Regions from separate parts of the Homo sapiens genome. Here region 1 is linked to region 2. A link is a loop called in an ENCODE intact Hi-C map of the cell type or tissue named here. Cell type or tissue: Caco-2. All regions are shown on one strand. Each heading gives the region's core, and the rest is flanking DNA. Links, peaks and the distances in the headings are about the cores only.

Evidence for each region. A loop is a pair of places that touch in the nucleus more often than their neighbours do. Peaks named below come from ENCODE experiments on the same cell type or tissue, not always from the same donor. Only the 100,000 strongest peaks of a DNase experiment are listed, where the experiment ranks them.
Region 1: it touches region 2 in a loop (9-fold over the local background); 1 of 110 quality-filtered maps calls a loop at or near these places.

Annotation. Positions count from the first base shown.
Region 1 is chr1:98,176,930-98,184,876 of GRCh38, reverse strand. The region is part of intron 1 of LOC124900404 (a long non-coding RNA gene); the gene reads right to left. Among named protein-coding and RNA genes, the nearest start is that of LINC01776, 30 kb to the left of the region's middle. In Caco-2, for the core only: no CTCF peak of the experiment used is centred there; a DNase peak (open chromatin) is centred at 3,646.
Region 2 is chr1:98,454,531-98,462,477 of GRCh38, reverse strand. No RefSeq gene overlaps it. Among named protein-coding and RNA genes, the nearest start is that of SNX7-DT, 200 kb to the left of the region's middle. In Caco-2, for the core only: no CTCF peak of the experiment used is centred there; a DNase peak (open chromatin) is centred at 3,767; H3K4me3 peaks cover 254 bases.

The sequences.
Region 1 (7,947 bases), core at 1,544-5,543, 280 kb after region 2:
CTTAAGGACCATGCTCAATTACATTTTCTCCAAAGGGTATCATTCATAACTGGCATTCCTAGCTCCATTTTCACCACCCCACAAAGGAAGTCTACAAAAAATAAAAAATCCTATTTGAAAAGCAAGATCATAAATTTCTCCTCCAAAACATAAGCAATTTCATCTAGGTACAAGATAGCTACAACTATTTTTTCAAACCTGAATATTAATGTGTTGTGAAAAAAGCATGAACTCCATAAGCAGAAAGATCATCAACAGGGGGACTAAAAAGCCCTCAAAAGCCTCTCCAAAGAGCCATTAGAAATTGTCAAGGAATCAGAAAATTCCGTAGTAAATGACCCAAATGACTTTGAGAGATGAAAAATAAGGAAGCTGAAATAGCAAAATAATAACAGTACTTGCTACTTACATAATAGCTTTCTTGAGAGAATTCTGAAACACTTTCCAAACATTAATCCAATAATTTTTTGTCATTAGTCTACACAGCACAAGGGAGCCTTTTATATTATTTCTCACTGAGCACTTGGGGGAAACTAAGGCTTAGAAAGACAAAGATAGTGTGACTTTAATAGATTTGCTCCTGATGTTGGAAAGTCAGTTCTAGAAGAGAATTCTCAGAGAAAATACAATGCAACTTCATTTTACATTCTAGTATTACTAGACAGCATTGATTCAGAATTAACTTGATAAGTTAATAAAGAGAACTGATATAAAAGTTTTGTCAATAGTTATCTAAAACTCAAGGAATTCATTAACTTCAAAACAAGCATACCTAAAATGAAAAGCTGGAGAGAATGTATACTCCACATTTGAAAGATATTTTGGAAAAAAAAATTTAATGGAAAGATAATTACATGCATACATTTTTTGTTAAAGTATTATATTCCATTATGTTCTAAAGCAGCACTTAAGGCAGTAGCTTAAGAAAACAGTTAATATCATACAATTCTAAATGAAAAGTAACCAATAATGAAGAACAAGCCAGGTAACTAAGACCAAATTTCAGGAAAGAATCACAGCCTTCTCGTAATGAATTCACAGCTTCTTTGATATAAACTCACAGTTTAATACAAACAGCAAATCATCTGAGACTCACAAACTGCTGCTGATGGAAGTAAACCAGGTAAGGAATTCTGCAGGGGAGAACAATATAAACCAGCAGCAACAGGAGGAAAATTCAGTTTGCAGTAGAAATTGTAGCAATACCAAAAAGCATCATACAACAGACAGAACAATCGCACAGAAAGGGGAAAAAAAGCATGCCTCTTCCTATTTGTAAAGAAAGGCAACTGGGTGAAAGAAAACCCTATGTGCTTTTAAATCTCATTTCTAGAAAATAAATTCCCTTATTCCTAAGAGAAAACATTATTTTTATGTGTGATATGTGAGATTAATAAATGCTATGAACTACATGGTGAAAAAGGTGACTAACTTTTGAGGTGACATTGGGTGAGTGTGTGTGTGTGTGCACACACACACGCGAGACAGAGAGAGAGTGTGTTTATGGTAGTTCCCACTTAGCCATGGGGGATACTTTCCAAGTCCCTCAGTGGATGCTTGAAACCTCGAATGGTACCGAACTCTATACATACTATATATTTTCCTATATATACATACGATAAAGTTTAATTTATAAATTATGCACAGAAGAGATTAAAAACAAAAACATAATAAAATGGAATAATTATACCAATAACAATATACTGTAATGAAAGTTGTGTGCTTGTAGTCCCTCTCTCTCTCTCTCTCATAATATACTGCGCTCACCTATTTTCAGGATGCAGCTGACTGCAATCAACTGAGACTGTGGAATGGTGGATTAGGAAGGACTACAGTATACTGAAGGGTGAGGGTGAGGACAAGAGAAGGGAAGGTGGTGGAGATGATTATTCAACAGTCAAGACTCTGCTAGTACACAAGACACCAGAAATCCGGAAGACCTCTCCCTGCCCCGCCAAAACAGGAGAAAAAATAAATTTCTGAAAGATTTTGATATATTTTAAATGAGGAAAGAAGTAATCATTTTGAGTACATTCTAAGAATTGTTAGGCCTCATTATGTTGATTTGTAGTTTGGTATTGTTTTTATTTCAAATCTGACATTGAAGATGCACCATAACCTTTATAAGGCTTGGGACCTCTGAAGATCGCTATCTCAGTACTGAAGCCTAGTCAGAAAACAAGATCTTCCCTTAGGAGGGAAAAGCATCCCGGAGCACTGGAGATGACATTCTGATTATGATAGCTCCAATTCATAAACCCTGTGCATGTAGTCATGTCTGACACATCTTAGAATCCAGCTTAATGACAGGCTTAGGGTTCTTATTCCACTGAGTTCAGGATTTTTTAAATTATTTTTTTAGAATTGTTTGCAGAAATTGGGCCTGAAAGCCATGATTTTCTCCTTTCTAATTTTGCAGAATCCATGCTTTTTTTTTTTTTTTGTAGGGAAACACAGGCCCTGAAGTCAGACTTCCCAGCTCAACCACATACTAATGCGTATCATACTGGACTGATGAGTAAATTAAATGGGATTAAAAGAGATAATATATATTGTAGCCTTAAAATTGTACCTAAACCATAATAAGGATTCAGTAGTATTAAGTATGAATTGATCAGGGTCTAGGCAACAAACCTTTTGTCTAATCCTGACATCAGCGATTGGAAAACATGATTCTTTTGGATTGGAAACAGAGCCCTAGCAAAAATTATTCTTTCATGGTTTTAGAAAATGGCTTCCACTTTTCAGACTAGAGAAACAAGCACTGAACACTCATGGTGCCTTTCCAGATCTTTTAAGGTCCCTTTTACAAGTTCTGTGTGGCCCTCCCCCAACATCTGCCTGCTTTGCCTCTGAAGACTGGCCTTTGGTATGGAGGAAAATGGGAAGTGCCCAGAGGTTAACACTACTGCTTCTGGGCCCTTCTCTTCCCAAGGATCTCCTAAAGGAACAATTGGCGTAAGAGCACAAACAACCTGCCCCTTTGCTGAGTAGGGAACAAATTCTCAAATTCTGAGGTATGGCTTATACTCTAAGTTGGACTAAAAAAAACCACCAAAGCTGGGCTGGGTTTTTCCCCTTCTCTATTCTGCTGCCTATTCCCTTCATGGTGTCTCTGGAGAACACGTCCTCAATAAAATCATCTGCACCCCAATCCTTGGTTCAAGATCTGCTCCCAGAAAAGCCTGATCTAGGATGGCCTTAATTTGAATTTATTCTGAGAGAAAAAGTGAAAGGAGGTAATAGAACAGAGAAGAGAATATATATTGCAACTTAGCTAAGCAAAGATTGCACAGTCATAAGTTAATCTGATTCTTAACAGTCAGTTTCTCTTTCCTTCTAAAACTTCTTCCATCAGCAGACAGGTAGTGAGGGGCAGAGGCTAAGTGAGTTAGGATTCAATCTAATGGCAAGAAAGATATATCTTTCTAATCCCCTTTTCCCTTCCAGAATGCTGTATAGGGCTGATTCAACTCTCCCCTGGGGAATACAGTGTTAAGGTGAAAAGCACACAGAGGCTGAAATTAAATATAAAGTTCTGTCCTAAAGACAGGGCTGAGGGTCAGTTCAGATAAACATGACCAAATAAGGTGTTTAATGGCAGGACCTGAGATAAGAACTAGAAGTCAAAGATCAGAGCAAAGGTGAGTCACACAGCCAAGGATCATGAAAGGAAGTAATAATAATTAATTTGGTTGGTATGAGTACCTGAGGCCCTTCTCAGAGTGGCACAGAGCAAGGTTTCCACCATACTCACAAGCCAAACATTCTAGCAAACTCTGTTGTATTCATGAGGTAGAATGTAAGTGGTTGTACCTCAACTTTTATCCTTAACTGCCTATGAAAGGGGTAGAGGGTAGATTTAGGGGAAGATAGGGCTGATCATAGATTATCTTCAACAGGTGAACTATGCATGGCCTGAGAAAAGAGCATGCCATCAATATCTCTCTCTCCCTCAGATGTCCTGAAGCAGGAATATTCTTCTTACCAATTCCTAGTGTAGTGGAGGTGATCTCAAAAGACCCTACTTAACTAGTCATTTGTCTACAGTTGGTGAAGCTTAGGGTGTTTGGGGGACTGGGAGGTCAGAGAAGTAGCAAGGTTGTGGGTAGCAAGGTTCAAACTTTTTTGAAAGGAAAAATGGGTGAGCCACTGAATCATAATCCAGTCACACACTCACACACACACACACACACACACACACACACAAACTATAACCAAAACAAATGTTTCACAAAACTAATACTGTCCATTATTTTGTATATACATGCTGGTATTTTATATTTTATTCTATTTTGTATATATAATAAACAAATTTTACCCAGAGGATAAATTCCATCTGGGTGTCATTGGTCTTGGGATGGGATTGGTTGTTGACAGACACCCACAATAAAGTGTATGGGGCAGTATTTTCCAAAACTAAGTTATAAACTTAAATCAAAGTCCGAGACAAGATTGTGTCTGAGATTATACTTACAGCAGGTTTTGGGGACACTAAAATACACCTTTTTTTGATGTGGCATATCTATATGATAAAAAAAGCTTCTCTTTATTGTGTTAGCCACTCTCTAGCCTTTCTTGAGCCCCTTATCCCAAAATAATCATTCTATTTCATCATATCCCTCACTGGCCTGAATTACCTTAGGTCTTCCTTAATATATTCAGCTATTACAGGATAGTAGGAGGCGGACATACAAGGTATGTGTATATTGTAACAGATAAGAATGAGATAAAGATAAAAGAACAAAGTGTCAGCTCAGGTATGGGAAGAAAAACATTAAGCAAAAGAAACATTTTTTGAATAACAGTCTTTTCTCTACCAGAAATTCTCGTTAGAATTTTAGTGTACTTTGAAAGGTATCTCATGTGATAAAAAATAATTTATAGTAAGGAATTACTAGAACCCCTAACAAAAAATCAAGTAATCACTTGATTCTCACTGTCTAGGAACCAATTTGAAAATCTCATATCAAACTTCTCTCTTGATGACAGCCAAATCAATTAATGCACTTTTATCATTAATGACAGGACATAACATGTTTTTGAAATTATCTTTTGGGCCTTTATTCTCCATAAAATGACATACTACAGCAAGCCACCCTTATGGCCTTTTGCAACAATTATTTAAAATCAAAGAGCCATTAATTCATATATCTGTGCCTCTGTAATAGTACTGTTTAAAAAGGTGGGGAGTGAGAGAAAATCTGTCAGTAAAATCATTGGACCTTTCAAGACTGATACGATTTATATAGAATCATTGCAATTCTATTTAGAGTGCTGTGATCTTAGTGGCTAGGTATGAGGGGGCTGAATTATTCATGTTTTCCTGGTCAATATATATTCATACACACAGGCACACACACATACACACTAAGCAGTTCTTCATTTTTAGGCTGCTTGCATGGATTTCTGAATTTGGTTCCTTGTGGAGTGATTCAGAGTCCATCAGTAACAAGCCGTGTTCTCCGCACATGGATACCAACAGAGGCTTAAAAATAGGAGCCATGTGCAACAGAGCTTCTTGTGCCAACCAACAGATTCTATCTGCATCTGCTACATATGGATTGACAGGAGAGGGGCCAAGTATACGTTGGTGTGAAGCAGCTTGCTGCTTCTGTTTTGAGAAAAGCTCATCATTGTACAAGTCCTGAACAAATTAGCCTTCCAATCACAATGCAAGTATATTGAAATAGGGTGAAAAACCTAGATGGTACCAAGCCATTCTTGCCAAATTAGTAGAGGATTAAAGAAGGGGAAAATCATTTGAAGACTGATAATTAGTAAGATAGAAAAGACGTGAGGGTATGTTCAGCTATGTGACTGAAGCTTACATTAAAAAAAACAAAACAAACAAAACAACAACAACAACAAAAAACTTGTTGCCACCAAATGGAAAGTAGCTGGAGTCAAATGGGTACAACATAATACAGAGCTTTGAGCTGTTTTTTGGTTAGAAACAAAAGAATTAGAGTCAAGGTTGTAAGGGAAGGTTAGGTAAATTTCTGGATCTGGAAGTCATTTTCCAAATTCATTGGGCTAACAATAGGCAATCTAAGGGGAAAATGAGATTGAGTGCATATTAAGACTTATTATTATGAAACAATAGTATGAAAGTGCTCTGTAAAATATAAAACAGTGCACAGATTTACTTCTGGTTATTTTACTATGTGAACATTCTAATCCTTTTATAACTATATTACCTTATGTGAAATAGATAACTTAGTCATTTTCCAAGTGCACAACATAATTAAATAAATGAATAAGTCAAAGAGGGTGTGTGAACAAGGCCCACATTTTCATACATTTTTTTATCTCCTGAACAAATGGCAAAATTTAGTCTTTGTGAAAATTAAAAGGGGATAATAGTGGATAGGGTCCGTATCCCATCTAATTTATTTATTTTACTATTACTATTACATGTAAATTTTCACTTCATATCCCTTACACCTGTATTTCTATCAGAGGAGAATACATATCCTTAAGGACACAGGCATTGGAATATAACTACTTGCACAGCTAGCTCACTCTCTCAATCATGAACAACAACCACATAAAAATTATTAAGCACCTACAATATACCACACATTGTGGTGGGCAGCAGGCACACAATGCTGCCTGTCTTGTTAGAGCTTATAGGCTGGAAGGGAAAGCAAAACAAGAAAACAGAGTAATTGTCACAGGGCAGGGAGCTGAGACAGAAGAAACACAGGATGCTTTGGGAGTACATGGGAGGGACATCAGCTTAGACTGTGGTGGTCAGAAAAGGCTTCTTTGAGGAAGGTGACTGGATTTACAAGTCCACATTAACCTATCCTGGAAAGAACAAGGGAATAGGTGAAAATAAATCATCATCTGAAAGAAATAAGAAGGACAACCCCAGCGTGGAATTCGCAGGCATGTTTGTAGTATGAGCAGGACTTTAGAACATTTGGTTTTGTGGCTTGAGGTGGAATTCATAAGGCATCTCACATTTTTTTTTAAACAAGGTCAAAGGGATCCATGAGGAAACCATGAAAGAATATGGGGATCATGAGTCTTGTGTATGTCCTTCTATGGATACCAGATCCAAAGGGGCCTGTGGGTTTTCTGCACCAAAGACCATCTAATGGCTTATAGCCTGAAATAATACTTGCATTAATGCTCAACATACTCTGTCACTCTCTTCTTCAAGATGGAGCATTGTGTAAAATATCAGTACTCATAATGAATAGCTAAGACATACTGAGTGTTATGTGCCAAGCACTAAGTATTTTACATATATTATCTATGTTAGCCCTAAGAGCACTGTGCATAGGTCCTATTATATCCCTATTTTACATAGAAGATGCAGGGAGTTTACACTGGCAAAGTTAGGTTTCCGCTCCAAACCTGTATAACTCTAGAGCCTGCGCTTTTAACACTCTATAGTATTTCCATGCAATGGTATCATGTTGTTGCTGTTATTATTATTGAGTTGCCATTCTATCTCCCCATAATTCATTTTGGAATGCTTATAAAGTTTTTATAGTCAAAAACACTAATTAAAAAGACATTGGCATTTCCTCATATCTTTTGCATATTACCTCTTCGGAAAGTAGCTAATACTGCAGAGTAAAGAAGAAAAAAAAAAAAAAAAACCTCTCTTGTCTGAGTTACAAGGGATACATACTGTGGCCTTAGTTATTAATTAAATGTTTTAAAACATTATTTATCAGTGTGCTTTTTCACTGTCAGAATGCCTTAGGGCTCCGCACAGCAGGTCCTCCACAGCTTTCAGGGAAGAGCTGCCAAGAGTCCTTGCCCAGTGTTCACGGCTATATTTGTTCATTCTATTACAATATATACTTTGCTTCTCCTAGTGATTTTACTTTAATCTATGTAGCAAATCATGCAAAAACATAAAGATATTTCAGTGGAGTAGATAGCAAAGAAATTGAGATTATGTAAATTGGACATTTTCTCTTCTTC
Region 2 (7,947 bases), core at 1,739-5,738:
GAATGGAAATGATGTATGCATGTGGATGTAGTAACATTAGGAAGTTCTGCCCTTTCAAAGCCTTGCTAGCATGTCTGTAGACCAATAAAGTAAGCAGTGGCTGAAAATGTCTATGCAGACTTTAACTTCAAGTCTACAATGTGCCAGACATTGCAAGGATTCAAGAATATCCTCGAACTCTGGGAAGGGAGATAGACTTATAAACAGATCATTGTAACGTGATATGTGTCACTCATACGCAAGTTGTGGAAGTACAGTGGAACCAGAGATTCACTCTGATTCAGAAATGGAGGTACGGGAAAGTGTCCCAGTTAGAGTCCTGACAAAAAACACATGGCACACTCAAATTAGGCAACAGAGGAAAGGCTTTTACAGTGACCATTTACAAAGGTGTGGGCAAGTGTAGGGAAACAAGATTGTGCAATACGTTGGAAATTATACTCCAGGCTTCAAGGAGTGAAGGGGAAGAGCAGGGGAGACAGTAATTCCTGGATCCTGGAACAGAAAGAGCTGGATGGAGAAAACTGTTTAACAGGAGCTATGATCTTCAGTACACAGACGATGGATGGCAACCCCAGGGATGCCGCTAAAGAGATAAAACCCTGCCTCACTCTCCCCTTGTCTTCTGATTTTCTGCCAGTGTTCTCACTGGCCAAAGCCAGGCAGAAGGCAAAGGAAAAGGGATCCCATCGATGAAGTCAATATGGGTCAGCTTCCTAGGCCACAGAGCAGAGTAGGGAAGAATGCAGAGTCAAATATGGTGCAGCAAACAAAAGATAGACAATGCAGAAGGCTTTGGTGCCAGGAGACACTTGAGCTGGGGCTTGAAGGCTGTGTGGGAATGCATTAGCTAGTTTAACTGGGTCACACCAGAAAGAGAAGGCACATTTTGAAGAATGCTTGACAGGGTGATTTCTACGCAGAACAGAAAATGTAGACTTTGTCTATATGTCTAGGAGATTTTCTGAGCATGCTTGCTACTGCCATGAGCTGATAGCAAAGCTACTTATTTGAAAGGGGTCTCAGAATCTGAGAACTGACCAAAACCTCTAGTAAATACCCACCAAAGCATTCCTGCAATCTTTAGATGTTAAGAGAGGATTTGAAGGCCTTCAGTCCAATCCAAGCTGAGACTGTTAGTTGAATATAGTGTTATTTTTTGTGATAGAATATAATATGAAATCAAAAGTATCTACCTCCTAGACAAAATATTAATACATACTATGAATTAAAACTCCTTTTTCAGTCAATGCAAGATGAGGCTAGATAGTTAAAAAAAAGCTTCAATCTCAAATTATTTCAAGAGTATAATGGGCTCCACTTCTCTTGATGAGAAATTATTCTTTGTTATACAATTAGCTTCAGATCTTTTAGTTCTTCTGATTCTTGTGTATGTGACATTACTGAAGAGCTGATTTATAACTATTGTACCCTAGCCCATTTTGGACAATAGCATGACCTGATGCAGTGGTTTTCAAATTGTAAAAAAAAAAAAAAAAAAAATCTTATTCAGAATTTCAATATATAAAGGAGGTAAAAGTAAAGAATGGGTACCTTGATAGTTTAAATATTCACTGTTCAGTGAAAAATATTTTGTTACTTGCTCCAAACCCTGAAGCACCATTGTGAACACTTGAACTTCCTCAGGCAACAGTTTGAAAATCATTGACCTCAAGAATAGGAAATTAAGTACATGAGAGGACACCAGAGTTTAAGTCTCAGTTTTAAATTAAATCCCTCCTCTGTGGTCCCATGAAAAGCAAGGAAACTTCTTGAGGGCCACAGAAATGCTGGTATTGATTTCCCTGGGGAATGATTGACAGACTGGCTCTGGGCAAGTCACTAAACCTCTTCCTGCTTTAGGGTCCTTCTCTGTAAAATGGGGTTGCTAATAGTTACCATGCCTCTCCTTTACCACGGAGATGTGAGAAAATTAATGAATGGTTGTTCCCAAGGATTTAAAAGACCTTTTGAAGAAAGCCTGTAGATAAGACAAAAAAGAATATATTTTATTTGATCCTAACCAGTAAATGCTCTGAGAGAGTACAGAAACAAATATCTAAAACTCTAAGTGGATGGTGTCAGTTCTAATTTACTTCTTTGCTTGGGCTGAGGTTGTACTATTAGAGCCAACCAAGGACACATACCACTGCTCTCCCGTGTCTGGGTGTGCTGAAAGAAGCTGCAGGGAGAACAGTGAGTTAGGAGATAAGTCTAGGAATCTGGGGACTAGTGAGATGAGGGCAAGTGAGGTTGGGGATGCAGAAGAAAAAAAGCACCAGAGGAGCTCTCTGAGCACTGCTGGGGAACAGAGTTATTGATGTGTGTGTCAAGAAGGAGCTGGCTACAATACACAGAGGCACTGCGAAAAACAACAGCAGTTCCTCAAAGTGTGCTGTGTGGGGAGGAAGGCATCCTTGGTTCCATTTTACAGGTGTTGAAACCGGCCAGGGAGTTGTTCTAACCCATTTGCTACATATCCCTACAGTTTGGCTATCTTTCCTAGCTAGACCGGCCTTGATCATTATGACAGACAAGATTATTTTCAGATGAGAAGGACAGCACTCCTGTGGCAAATCTCCTTTGTGCACCTCCTTTTCTTCCCACCCCTCACTCAAGGTCCGGATTTCTTTACTTGCAGCCTGAAATCTTTATACAGCATTCTAAGCTCAGGAATCTCTACCCCCAATATCTTCCTTTCTCCAGCTTTAAACTGGTGCTAGGAAATCATCTTAAGCACCATCTAACCTCAACTGCCTATGCTCAGAAGCATTACATAATGCTCTGTGCTGACATTGTATACGCCAAGCTCTTTGTGTGGTTTTCAGGCTCCTTCATTATCTGAACCCACCTCACACATGCAGCCCTTCATCTTGCTACATTGTCCTGACTCTGAACACATCATATTTTTCATTGTTCTCAGAACTCAATCTATTCTACATTCTTCTATTTCTATGCCCCCCCTACTGACCAATGTAAATTGCCTTCCCATTTTGGATAAATAGGAAACCATTGATATAACTCTATCCATCCTTCAAATCTTATTTCACATGACACTCTATAAATTCTTCTCTGACCTCCCTGCATTTTCCCCCTTCCTCTTTAACCTACCCCACTATTCTGCTTCCATAGCAACCTGTCACTGTATTTATTTTCACTTGGAGCATTTGTACTGGGCTTGGTGGTTCAAAGTCCTTGGTTCACAATTTGTTCTCATTTATTAGTTGTGACTTAGAAAAAGTAAATTAAGTTCTTTGAGCCTCAATTTCTTGACAGTAAATGGGAATAAAATATGTTTAAATGAGATTAAATGTATGAAAGTCTTTAGCATTGTGCATGGCATAAATGAGTTACTTGACAAGCATGAGTATGTGAATGAATGAATGAAGAAAAAATAAATTGATGGATTTTGTGATGATACAGCATATTAACTGTTGTCTGGGAAGAGTAAAATCACTCATTCTTGCTTTTCAGCTATAGAATGAGAAAACATTCCATTAAGGTATCTCTTAGAAGATCAGCGTCAGTTAGCAAGTTGAATGACAGGCCTGTGAAACTTGCTAATTGCACGTAGGAGGAACCACATAGCCTGAGTGTGTGTGCTGGCTTTCTCCTGAGCTGTTGCAACTTTCTATATCTGCATGAAGTCTTTCAGATTTGTTTACCTGGTTTGTATCCAGTTTCCAGCATTATACCTGCTTCATTGTTGTCATTCTTTAAATTCTCTTTCACCAGACAAAGAGAAAAGTTTGGCTTTGAAGTTGCAGGGAGCCGCGTTGTCAGTTACCGCGGGAACCCATGGAAGTACACGTGAAAGCAGGCATTAGAGACGGTGGAGATCAGAGGGCATTTCAAAAGCTGCAGGAGCTATTCAGATTCTCTTATTTAAAGGGGCTCTGATGCCAGAAGATGGTGTGTTGGACTCTTCTATGCCAGCAGTTTGAAATGTATTTGTGGTTTAAGCATAGAGAGTCCTGATTTAAAATTCCCATTTTCAGGGGGAAAATGTTTTCTGTTCTAGGACTCTTATATAGCAATTCTTTCTGAGGAGCCATATGCCATGCTGTTCTACCATGTCTGCCATTCCTGGGGAGAATTCAGGAGCAGGAGATGAAAGGAAACTGAGAAGATGGTTGCTCCCCTTATTTTTCTTGCCCCTAGGATAAAGTGATTGGCTCAGTTTTGAACTCTGACACCAAAGTATGTTAAAGGTCTAACAGACATTAAGCAAATGTTTGCAGATTGATCTGTTAATTTAAAGAATTGCTTGTCTACCCTGTGAGGCAAGAATACTCTTTTTTCAATTAGCACATTTTAAGAAAGAAACGAGGTTAGGTGTGGTCAACTCTGCACTTGGAGTTTCTCTGACAATTGAGTTTGAAAACTGAGAAGGAAAGAAGAGGATAGGAAATTCTCACCATTTATGTTCCCCTCTGTGCAAAGCGATAAAGTTGAAGATGAGCAGACTTATTGAACTAAAACGTTAAGTTGCATGCGCAGGAAAATTGAAGAAAGCAAAATGCACAGTATCCTCTCCCTAAAAGCCTTTTATGGGTAGGGGAAAAATATGTCCCTGTTGGTCAATTTCCCTTCTCTGATAGAAGCAGAATTTTTTCTTGCTGCTGCCCATGTGACTCTTTGGTATTGTTATTTCAACTTCTGTAGTACATTGCTAGATGACGGTGATTACTTGGTTTTTAAAAAATGTGAACATTGAATAAATTTCATTACTTTTGCATAGAATACATTGAGAAAATAATTCCATAGATCTCCTAAACTTGAATCAAGTTTCTCAGTTGGAGAAACAACAGCAACAGCAAACAACAACATTTTTTTCCCTTTATTTGCATCACTGCGCTGTATTCCATTTTAGGAATCAGAAGGGACATGTTTTGCAGAACAGAAATCAAAACACACTGGGTTGAAGGGAAACAATGGTAGTGGTTCAGCTCCAACTTCTTATGTAAAAGTTTACCATATGATAATGTAGTTGTACTGCATATTCAATTTTGATATGTAACCTTTGAAATAAATTGGAATACTCTTTCCTGCTACTCTTGGCACACGCCGGGTGATCATAAACAATAATCTCATAAAGGTCACCTGCTCGATAAGTTCTGCTCTCAGCAAGAAGTAAAAAGGACTACTCAGAGATATTTTCTTTTTTCTCTGAGACTCTTAATTTATTCTTCTTTCCCTCTTTGAAGATCCAAACAACAAAAATTTTCTTATACCAAGTAGACTCACAGAATTTCTGGAGTGTTTATTGTTTTTCTCTTTTTCTGACACTTTACACTTTTTTAAAAAACTTAAATTGGCTGATGGAAAGTAGGCAAAGCAGTTTGGCGTCGTGGTGGGGAAGAGAGTTAAGTTATTCAGCCAAAAACTAATTGGCTATTTTAAAGCAAATGATGATTTTATTTCAACTTCTCTCTACCCAAATTAATTTATGTGAATAGACATGGCTAAAATAAGTAGGCATGTATACGTGTGATGTTTTCTTTTTCAGAATTTGTTCATTTAACAAAATGTATTTCAGGAACTTTATAACAAATCCCAAATGAGCTTAATATTGCTTTACCAAAGTAACTTCAGCTCCATCTACAAAAGCTAAAAAACATATTGTGTTAAAATTGAGCACCAGTTATGTCAGTTGTGTCTTTACCTTTATTCACAAGCAAAATAAGCCCATTCGATATTTTTCTACTTGTAGATAACTTGCTTTAATATATGCCAATCACATCTGCTGCCAAATAATACAGGTTACTATTCTCCTATGAGGTAATGACATAAGAAAGGGCTCCCTTGCCACAAACATATGTAAAGATGTTTATATAAGTCATATCCATGATATTTGGTTAGCTTTAATTCAATCTGGAAGTTGTATAGAAAGGACAGTTAAGAAAAAAATGTCACACAAAACCCTCTGTGGGAAGAATTCATCTGCACCTCCAATTTATTTCAAACCTCTTTAAAAATTTTAATCAAATAACCAAAATAGGACATTTTCAGGATGAAATGAGTAAAATAAACGTTTTCGTTATTTTTTATTCTCCTCCACCTTGTTATAAGAGGAAGATTTTAAGCAGTTCAAAAACCTTAATAGTAATTTCAACTTATTGTATGCCAGGTTCTATTTTATTTTTTAAATCTTTACATAAAAACTGTCTATTTTATTTTTTAAATCTTTACATATAAAGTGTCTGTCTTAGATGTCATAGAGTAATTAAGCAATCTTAAGAGATTCTTAAGATTCTTAAGAGAATCTTGTTCTCTCTCTTTCTCTCATAATGTGGATTAAATATACGTTTTCAGAGGATGAATTGAGTCAGTCTCTAGTTAGAGTTATGATGAGAAGAATTACAGAATTGGTGTCATGTGGATGGGGCCTTGAGTAGGAGTAGATGTGAAGGGACACGGGTGCAGGAATGCCATCCAGGCATGGATGTCTTGGGAGAGGTAGTGAGGAGCAGCATCTTTGTACCTTATATCAAATCTTGCATCATTATATCTTCCAAAACTTATTATAACTGTTACTGTCAAAGTGGACTTTTAAAAAGCTATAGAATCTTCAGAGATGTTCTTCAAGATCTCACATTCTCTTACAATTTAAAAGTGGGACTTTATTATTGAGAAAACACCAACATTATCTGGAGCACGCAGTCCTTGGAATTTAACAAAAAAAAAGTAATAGATTTGGATAAATCTTACAAATGTTGTTAAAATGTAGATTTTGCTGTCTACTGAATCTTTTTGTCAGTCACTGAAATTATAGAATACAAATCTAACAGAAGCCCAATTGGAGCTGACTTTGGGAAGAAGGTGAACAGTTGTGGGCTCTGGAAAAGGACAGGCTGCTGTGATTGTGGCTGTTTCCCACAGAGCTTCCTTGTTCGTTGATGAATAAAAGTTGGAGAATTAATACATAATCAAAATTTGTAGTGTATTTTTATGAACTAAAGGGTGCATTTATCTCTTTCTCTGGATAATTTTTAGGTTGACACTGAAGTAGGCACAAAATACCCACCCCAAACATACAAATCTAAGGTAATTCACTTCAATTTTAAATATTTTAAAATAGAGATGTATATCTTTGAGACAAATTATGGTGTTAATATATGGTAGGACAGATGGACCAAATAAAAATTCACAACTGAACACATTTCAGGAGCTGTGAATACATTTTACAGCATATCTTCCATTTGTTCCTTTTTTTCAGTTGTTTCTCTCTTTATTATGCTACTTCAGTTGTCTAGCACCTATAGGAATGTACCTAGAAAATGTGACTTGAGTTTATTAGTCCTGTAAGAATTTGCATTTATCTTTGTCAAGAGGATAACCGAAGGCAGGAAACTTTCTGTGAAGTATTCTAATTAATCTAACTCAACATATTTTGTATTCTAAAAATCCCAACAACTAAAATTCAGTTCTTAAGAAGAAGGAAAAGAGCAGAGGTGCCCCTGAGGAAGAAAAGGGAAGAATTAAGACAAAAAGAATTGAACAGAATGAAATGAAGAAGGAACCAAATAGGAAGCTTCTGAATAAACATCACCCATCTCTCTGCTTTCCTTCCAATAACCGCTGACCTCTACCTTCCTGGAGATTCAATCCTGTTGTCAGGGAACACTTTACTCTTCCAGAACACCTAGAAACTTTTCCTGAGTTTTTTAAACTCAGCCAGCTTGTTAGTCGGTGTCTGCATTCTGGCTGCCTCATCTGCCACACATAAGTAGCAGTCCCTAATGGCAGGCGAATGTGGGCTTTTCCACATGCAAAATATGCCTCTCGGTACTAAGTAAAGCAAAAGAGGCCCGTTTTCTAAGACTTTGCACTTGAGAATGTGTTTGGACAATCTCTGTCCAGATGTCAGTGTGCAGATGCATATTTCAGACATTCTTTTTCCTGATTAGCATGCAGCCAGAACACCTGTTTTGCTGCCTGGAGGAA